Linked DNA regions of Homo sapiens: region 2 is linked to region 1. A link is an interaction called in ENCODE POLR2A ChIA-PET data of the cell type or tissue named here. Cell type or tissue: HepG2. All regions are shown on one strand. Each heading gives the region's core, and the rest is flanking DNA. Links, peaks and the distances in the headings are about the cores only. Region 1 overlaps BRD4 (bromodomain containing 4). Region 2 holds the start of NOTCH3 (notch receptor 3).

Region 1 (4,383 bases), core at 169-4,168:
CGTCACTAGTCATGAAGAAATACAAATCACAGCCACACTGATACCACTGCAAGACTATGTGAATCCACTGCTTCCCACCCCTAAAACCCTGACAATACCAAGTGCTAGTGAAGATGAGCAACGACTAAAACTCTCATCCACTGCTGATGAGGGCGAAAAATGATGCAACCCTCCAGAAACATCTGAGAGTTTCCTGTAAAGCTAAACATGTATTTATTCCAATGACCCAGCCATCTCACTTGCAGGTCTTTAACCAAAAGAAAGAAAAACATGTTCACACAAAGAACTGCATGTGAATAGCTTTAGCAGCTTCATTAAGAATCACCAAAAACTAGAAACCATCCACGTGTCCTTCAACTGAGAAATGCAGAAAAAGCTGGGGTCTATCCATATGATGAAACACTACTCAGCAATGAAAAGAAACAACTGAAACACTCCCACTAAGTAGTCAGATGACTCTAATAAACTATGTTAACGAAAAGAAGCCTGACTCAACCTCTACCTCCCCTGCATTGTATGATGCCATTTTCCATTTAATATGACATTCTAGAAAAAGCAAAATCATAGACACAGAAAACAGATCAATCGTTGCTGAGGAGCCGGACACGGTGGCTCACGCCTGTAATCCCAGCACTTTGGGAGGCCAAGGCGGGCAAATCACGACGTCAGGAGTTCAAGACCAGCCTGACCAACATGGTGAAACCCCGCCTCTACTAAAAATACAAAAATTAGTCGGGCATGGTGGTGCGCACCTGTAATCCCAGGTACTCAGGAGGCTGAAGCAGGAGAATCACTTGAACCCGAGAGGCAGAGGTTGCAGTGAGCCGAGATCGCACCACACTGCACTCCAGCCTGGGCGACAGAGCAAGACTACGTCTCAAAACAAAAAAAAAAAAGGCTGGGTGCAGTGACTCACGCCTGTAATCCCAGCACTTTGGGAAGCCGAGGTGGACAGATCACGAGGTCAGGAGATCGAGACCATCCTGGCTAACACAGTGAAACCTCATCTCTACTAAAAATACAAAAAATTGGCCAGGCATGGTGGTGGGCGCCTGTAGTCCCAGCTACTCAGGAGGCTGAGGCAGGAGAATGGTGTGAACCTGGGAGGCAGAGGTTGCAGTAAGCCGAAGACTGTGCCACTGCACTCCAGCCTGGGCGACAGAGCGAGACTCCGTCTCAAAGAAAAAAAAAAAAAAAAAAAAAAAAGTTGCTGAGTCTCACGCCTATGGTCCCAGCACATTAGGAGGATGAGGCAGGAGTATCATTTGAGGTCAGGAGTTTGAGACCAGCCTGGCCAACATGGTAAAACTCCATCTGCACTAAAAATACAAAAATCAGCTGGACATGGTGGCGCAGGCCTGTAATTCCAGCTACTTGAGAGGTTGAGACTCCAGAATTGCTTGAACCCAGCAGGCAGAGGTTGCAGTGAGCCAAGATTACGCCACTGCCCTCCAGTCTGGGAGACAGAGTGGGACTTCATCTCAAAAAAAAAAAAGGGGAATTTTATTGCATATAAACTTAAGAGAATAAACAAACCACATGCAGTACACCACCCTGACCCCCTTTAGACCTGGTACAGAGACCCCCCAGGACTGGGAGATGCTGCTTTGCAGGGAAGGCAGACAGACCTGCAAGTGCAGCAGGCAAGGACAGCCTGGTCTGAACCACGAGCTTCCATGCTAACCTGGGGGACTCTGAGTAACAGATGTTCTCAGCCTTGTGTTTCCTGTCTGTAAAACAGAGCAGTTCGGCCACGCACGGTGGCTCACGAGGTCAACAGATCAAGGCCAGCCTGGCCAACATGGCAAAACCCTGTCTCTACTAAAAATGCAAAAATTAGCCAGGCATCGTGGCACATGCCTGTAATTCCAGCAACTCAGGAGGCTGAGGCAGGAGAATTGCTTGAGCCCAGGAGGCGGAAGTTGCAGTGAGCTGAGATCGTGCCACTGCACTCCAGCCTGGACAACTGAGCAAGACTCCGACTCAAAAAAAAAAAAAAAAAAAAAAAAAAGGATTAAAAAATTAAAAAGTGCTTTTCTGGGCCGGGCGCAGTGGTTCACGCCTGTAATCTCAGCACTTTGGGAGGCCGAGGCGGGCGCATCACGAGGTTAGGAGATCGAGACCATCCTGGCTAAAACAGTGAAACCCCGTCTCTACTAAAAAATACAAAAAAAATTAGCCAGGCGTGGTGGCGGTCACCTGTAGTCCCAGCTACTTGAGAGGCCGAGGCAGGAGAATGGCGTGAACCCGGGAGGCGGAGCTTGCAGTGAGCCGAGATCGCGCCACTGCACTCCAGCCTGGGCCACAGAGCGAGACTCCGTCGCAAAAAAAAAAAAAAAAAAAGTGCTTTTCTGAAAGGAGGGCTCTAGTTAAGGTAAACCATGGTTCTGTGACTTGTGCTTTACACTGAGAGAACAAAGCAGCAAGACCAACAATCTTAAAGGAGTAATACACAGTCCATGTAGGGTACACTACCCCTGCATTCACATCAACTGGAGAAGAGAAGCTATTTCCAGCTCAAAGTAGGGGAAAGTTAATACATAGCTATTCAAGAGTGTTTATGTACAGACAGTTAATCTTGAGAAATCCAAATTGTGTGGCTAGAACAAAGCTACTGTTTACAATATTTTTCATACTAATGCTTCCTGGAGGACCTTCCTTGGCCCCATGTTTAAATTTTGATTAAATGTCAAACTAGTAAAACTATTTGCCTATGCGGGGATGGGGCGGGGGGAGAAGACGGTTAGGCAACACAGTGCCAAATTCAAAACTCCGTACTAGCTCTGACAGCGAACACCTTTAGATTCAGAGGAGAAAAGTAGCCTTAAACAGGACAATTCAGCCTATCTACTGAGATCATCTTATCAAAAGGAGTAACTGTCATTACAATAAAATGCAATACAACAATACAATAAAATGCAACAAAGCCACGAAGAAGGAAAAAGGCTGCCCAGCATTCTAGCACCTATTTGCACAATTAGCCCACAGAGTTACTTACAAACAATATTCCCCTTATATAGTCTGTGTTCTGTTTTTGATGGGGCACTGAATACAGAACCTATCTGCCAACTTTAACTGTAATGCGATAACCAGAGCTCACACAACCACTTCTCGACTGTTTCTGTCAGGATGTTTCCAGTTTTTTAAGTATCAACATTACAGGGTTGAGAAGGACCAACAAGCATTTGATGGCTAATGATGACAAAGTCCTTGATCAAGATGCCAGCAAGAACATTCACCACAACAGACTCCATGCAGAATGCTTGGAGTGATGCCCTCTGAGCCCCAAAGCACTTGCTCTCACATTTGACCACCAAGGTAGGATGAAAGAGCTCAGGGTACAAAGAAATATCCACTCATCCGTCACAGTGAAGGATTACCTTCATTATGTCCTCTCCAGAGGTAAACCCAAAGTCCCTCTGATCGCTAACTTTTTTACACTTACCACATAATCCCAACCCACTCTATTCTTCCGCAAGTCATTCAGAGAAGGCATACGGTGGTGACATAAATGCTGACGACTACCAGGTCCCCCGGATCTCCAGCCGTCTGTTTGTTTGCCCACAGGAACACACAGTGTGTGCTGGCAATAACTAAACAAGCTTTTCTGCCCAAGGAGGCTGAGCTCACTCAGTGCCTCGAGGCTCCCCACCATAGTTACAAGTGCTGGCCTAACCAAGCTGTGCCTGGAATCAGCCTTGTCACTGTGCCGGGGGAGTAGGAAACAGTTAAAACACATTTTTATGCTTTCATTTCTATAATAAATGCATCAGATATCACATGAAATCAGCTCTAGGACTGACTGAGCACCTGCCTGCTATACATTTTCCAGGCCGCCAGTGCCCTGCCAGGGGATGTGCTGAGCAGCCAAACCCAGCCTGGCCATGATGCTTGTAGTAAGCTGGCAGACAATGTACGAGCAACAACTTTCCCAGTTAAGCGCCAACTTTCCCTGAGTGTCCACATGCTTAGGGAAGAAGGTTGGACTTAAACCAACAAGCAATTACTGAATGCTTACTGAGACATGGGGCTCAATGTGTCTGTATGCTGTATTCCGACCTCACAAGAACCTCGCACAGGGCAGGGATTAGGGTCTCAGTTTTGCAGCCAAGGAAGCTGATGCGAGAAGAAATCGGTAATTCATCTAAGGTCACACCTGACTCCTCACCTTATACCCCCAAAAAATCATTTCCTGATGGATCAAGGGCATGAATTGGAAGGGCAAAACCTTACAACTTCCAGAAGAAAATATAAAATATATTTCACTTCAGGATAGTGTTCTTCCCACCAACCGTAAAACAAAGATTCATAAATTCACCTACATTAAAATTAAGACCATCTTTTTTTTTTTTTTTTTTTTGAGACGGAGTTGTTGCCCAGGCT
Region 2 (4,383 bases), core at 177-4,176, 100 kb before region 1:
ATGGTGGCTCACGCCTCTAATCCCAACACTTTGGGAGGCCGAGGCTGGTGGATCACCTGAGGTCAGGAGTTCGAGACCAGCCTGGCCAACACAGTGAAACCCAGTCTGTTCTAAAAATATAAAACTTAGCTGGGCATGGTAGCAGGTGCCTGTAATCCTAGCTACTCAGGAGGCTGAGGCAGGAGAATCGCTTGAACCCAGGAGCCAGAGGTTCCAGTGAGCCGAGATCACGCCATTGCACTCCACCCTGGGCAACAAGAGCCAAACTCCATCTCCAAAAAAAAATTAGCTGGGTGTGGTGGCGCACGCCTGTAGTCCCAGCTACTCGGGAGGCTGAGGCAGGAGAATCGCTTGAACCTGGGAAGCGGAGGTTGCAGTGACCCGAGATTGCGCCACTGCATGCCAGCCTGGCAACAGAGTGAGACTGTCTCAAAAAAAAAAAAGAGAGAGAGAAGGACAGAAAGAAATAGAAAACAAGAGGGTGAGTTACAGAATCTGTCGAGCTGAACCTGAGCATGGGCCTACATAGTATATGCCCCTTCCTCACAGGACAAGCCGACTGGACACCATCACCCACACCAGGACCTGTGGGTGTTCGTGAACTCACACTGTGGGTCCCATAACATGGGCTATGGGCCACCCTGAGCTGTAGGCAATGTGAGCCACATGTGTGTGCGTGCACGGGCTTGTGTGTCTGTATGTGGATTTGGGCATGCATCTATTGTGTCTCAGTTGCAGCTACATGTGAGTCTATCTGTACATGCATGTCAGCGTGGGTGTGCCCGTGTGTGTATGAGCTGCACACCCATACGGGAATGCACAGATGTGTGTGCTGTCTGTATGCAGGTTGTGTCTGTTGTGCGTCTGTGTATGTGAACCGTGTAAATGGGTGTACAGCTGTGTGTTGGTGTGACCTGTGTGTGCACCGCTGTGTCTGTGTATGGGTTGGCTGTGTCTGTCCATCTGCATGTGTGAGCTGGGTGTAAGCATGTCCTTGAGTCTTCATCTATGTGCTGTCTGAGTGTGTGCAGGCAGCGTGTGTGCCACACCTGTGTGATCATATTTGTGTGTGTATGTATGTCAATGTGTGAGCTGTGTGCGTGCAGCTGGGTGTGTCTTTCCTGAGCCAGGTGTGCAAGTCTGCGAGTGTGCTGTGTGTGTGCAGGTTTGCATCTCTGTTACGTGACCTAGAGCTATGTGTGCCAGCGAGTGTGTCACAGGCCATGTGTGTGCGCCGCTGGTCCGGCGGAGGCGGCGGCTCCTGCCTGGTCCTGCCCCGTCCGGGCCCCGGGGCTGGGCTGGGGAGGCCGTTCACTCCCGAAACCCCCACCCCGCCCAGCGCCAAGCCCCACACTGGCGTCTGGGACCCCTGGCCAGGGGCCTTGGCCCGCGCCCCTCCCCCGCCCACCAGGCCTCCCGTAGCGGTGAGGGGGGTGCCCCCGCAGCCCCCTCCCCGGCCCAGCCGCGGGTCCCGCTTTGTCTGGCAAAGAAAGCGCGAGGCCGGCCGGAGGGAGGGGGTGTCTAGACGGCGCGGCCATTGTCCCGAGCGGGGGAGGGGAGGGAGGAGAGGAGGAGGGGCGGGGGCCCCTGGCCGGCTGGGGAGGGGCTCTGGCCGCGGGGAGGGGGCGCTGGAGCCGAAGGGGAGCACGTGGGCCCTCGCCCCTTCCCCTCCCCGCGCAGGGGCGGGGTCCCAGGGCCTCCGGGTCCCCGCGGCCAGAGGAGAGAGGCGGGCTGCGGGCGGGGGAGGGGGCGCGCGCGCCGCCGAGGCTCCGGCTCGGAATCCGGCTCCGGGTCTTGCTGCGCGCCGGCCTGGGAAGTTTTCTCCGAGTTCAGAGCTCCCAGAACTTCGCGCCCCCTCCCCACCCCCCGCCTGGCCCAGCCCGCCCGGGGTGTCGGGGGCGGGGTGGGGGGGCTTTTGTGCGAGAGGTCCCCGGCCTAGAAGTACCTGGGCCCCCAATCATAACCTACCCAGGACTCCAGGCGTGAGTTGGATGGGGACGAGTCCCGAACTCTGTACGCACCCCCCCACCTCGAGTCCCTGATCCCCGCACCTCGAGCTCCCAGTCTCGGACTCCTGGGTCCCTTCATCTTCAGCTCTAATCGCTCAAGGGTCCCTGTTCCTTGGGCCTCTGGGGTCCTCCCCATTCTGAATCTCTGGGTCCTCCAGGACTGGCATGAAGCCCGGGGCTCCTGCGCCCCTTCCCCGACCCTGGTTCCTGCCTCCCATGAACCCCCGCCAGCCCCGGCCTTGGGGGTTCTTGCACTCCCCCTCTGCCGCCCTCGTCCCATCCGCCAGGTCCCGGCCCCTCACCTGCAGCCCCCGGCCCCGCTAGCAGCAGCAGCAGGGGCAGCGCCCGCACGGGTGGCGGTGGCGGTGGCGGCGACATCGGGCGACGGCGGCGGCGGCGGCCACGGGCCCCCGGCCCCATGGCGGCCGGCCGCGACCCTCCCCTCCTCCCTCCTTCCCTGGGCTCCGGGCGCGTCCCGGGCCAGCCTCCGCGCCGCCAACTTCGCCGAAGTGAGGCGGCCGGGCCGCCCCGCCCCCAGCCCTCGAAGGCTCGCCCCGCCCCGGGGCCGGCCCAGCGCGCCCCCGCCCCCCGCCCGGCCTCCCGGGGTCCCTGCCCACCCTCCACCCGCACAGCCTGGGACGCGCGGACCCTCGGAAACCCAGGCCGAGCATGCAGTGAGACGCGGGCAGAACCCGGAGTGGCGGGCACACCCAACCTCGTGAACGCCCACGCACCCCATCCCCATCCCCCAGTACACACCCAGAGCCGGACACCTCTGGAGCCGGGACAAAAAACACAGCCTCCCAGAAACTCTGGAAACTGAGGCCAGTCACGTCCTGAGAGGCTCATGGACCCACAGCCACGGACGCACAAATGCAAGCCCATGCACCAAGCTTCCCCAGGACTCTGATCTAAAACATTCACAAACCTAAAAGTCGGACCGGGCGCGGTGGCTCCGGCCTGTAATCCCAGCACTTTGAGAGGCAGAGGTGGATGGATCACTTGAGGTCAAGAGTTGGAGACCAGCCTGGCCAACATGGTGAAACCCGGACTCTACTGAAAATACAAAAATTAGCTGAGCGTGGTGGCGCACGCCTGTAGTCCCAGCTATTCGAGAGGCTGAAGCAGGAAAATCGCTTCAACCCAGGAGGCTGAGGTTGCACTTAGCCGAAATCGTACCACTGCGCTCCAGCCTGGGCAACAGAGTAAGACCCTGTCTCAAACAAAACAAACAAACAAAAAACCGCTAAAACTCACTCAGCCAGGCCAGGAGCCTAGGACTACATTTGCAGCCTCAGACCTCAGACACGTACTAGGAGTCACATGCATGTGTGTGTGTTCACACATGCACACACAAACTCTTCTTGCTCTCAGCCCTCCCAGAAAGCAACCCACTTCCTCTGTGACTCTCAAAGGGTCACCCCAGCCCCCTAGTCCCACCCCCATACCCCACACAGCTTTGGGCCTCAGCCTATCTGGCTCAATTTGATTAATTCTCTTTTCTTTTTTTTTTTTTTTTTGAGACAGCGTGTCGCTCTGTCACCCAGGCTGGAGTGCAGTGTCCCTATCTTGGCTCACTGCAAGCTCTACCTCCCAGGTTCAAGCGATTCTCCTTCCTCAGCCCCCACCCCCACAATCTGCCAAGTAGCTGGGATTAGAGGTGTGCGCCACCATACGTGGCTAATTTTTTCTGGGTTTTTGTTTACTTGTTTGTTTGTTTTTGAGACGGAGTCTCGCTCTGTTGCCCAGGCTGAAGTGCAGTGGCATGATCTCCGCTCACTGCAAGTTCCGCCTCCTGGGTTCACACCATTCTCCTGCCTCAGCCGTCCGAGTAGCTGGGACTACAGGCAACTGGCACCATGCTCTGCTAATTTTTTTTTTGTATTTTTAGTAGAGACGGGGTTTCACCGTGTCAGCCAGGATGGTCTCGATCTCCTGACCTCGTGATCTGCCTGCCTCAGCCTCCCAAAGTGTTGGGATTACAGGCGTGAGCCACCGCGCCCAGCTTCTATTTTTTTAGTAGAGACTGGGTTTTGCCATGTTGGCCAGGCTGGTCTCGAACTCCTGACTTCAAGTGATCCGCCCGCCTCAGCCTCCCAAAGTGCTGGGATTACAGGCGTGAGCCACCACGCCCAGCCTTGATCAATTGCCTTTTCCCAAATCAGTCATGCTGCACAGGCTTCCTGCAGCTCCCTCTGTTCCTGTGGAAAGAATGGGGACCCTGAGAGGCCTGGAGCCCAGCCCTGGAGGAACTTCCAGTCTGGGGAAGAAAAAGCTAGACGCACACACACCCAGTGTGGAGGGCTCAGGGCTGGGCCAGAGAAAGGCATGGAATCTGGGAAGGGCCTGGGGTACACGGGTGGTGGGTGAGGAC

What was found. Peaks named below come from ENCODE experiments on the same cell type or tissue, not always from the same donor. Only the 100,000 strongest peaks of a DNase experiment are listed, where the experiment ranks them.
Region 2: POLR2A ChIA-PET joins it to region 1 with 7 read pairs; 2 of 35 experiments call an interaction of 5 or more read pairs at or near these places.

Annotation. Positions count from the first base shown.
Region 1 is chr19:15,300,684-15,305,066 of GRCh38, forward strand. All of the region lies in intron 1 of BRD4 (bromodomain containing 4), which reads right to left. Among named protein-coding and RNA genes, the nearest start is that of BRD4, 30 kb to the right of the region's middle. In HepG2, for the core only: no CTCF peak of the experiment used is centred there; DNase peaks (open chromatin) are centred at 1,748 and 3,528; H3K4me3 peaks cover 324 bases.
Region 2 is chr19:15,198,477-15,202,859 of GRCh38, forward strand. It overlaps NOTCH3 (notch receptor 3), which reads right to left and starts at 2,519. Exons shown (of 33, transcript NM_000435.3): 1 at 2,312-2,519. The coding sequence starts at 2,429. RefSeq lists a silencer at 1,589-1,815 and enhancers at 2,402-2,903, 2,904-3,403. In HepG2, for the core only: no CTCF peak of the experiment used is centred there; no DNase peak of the experiment used is centred there; H3K4me3 peaks cover 809 bases; H3K27me3 peaks cover 2,008 bases.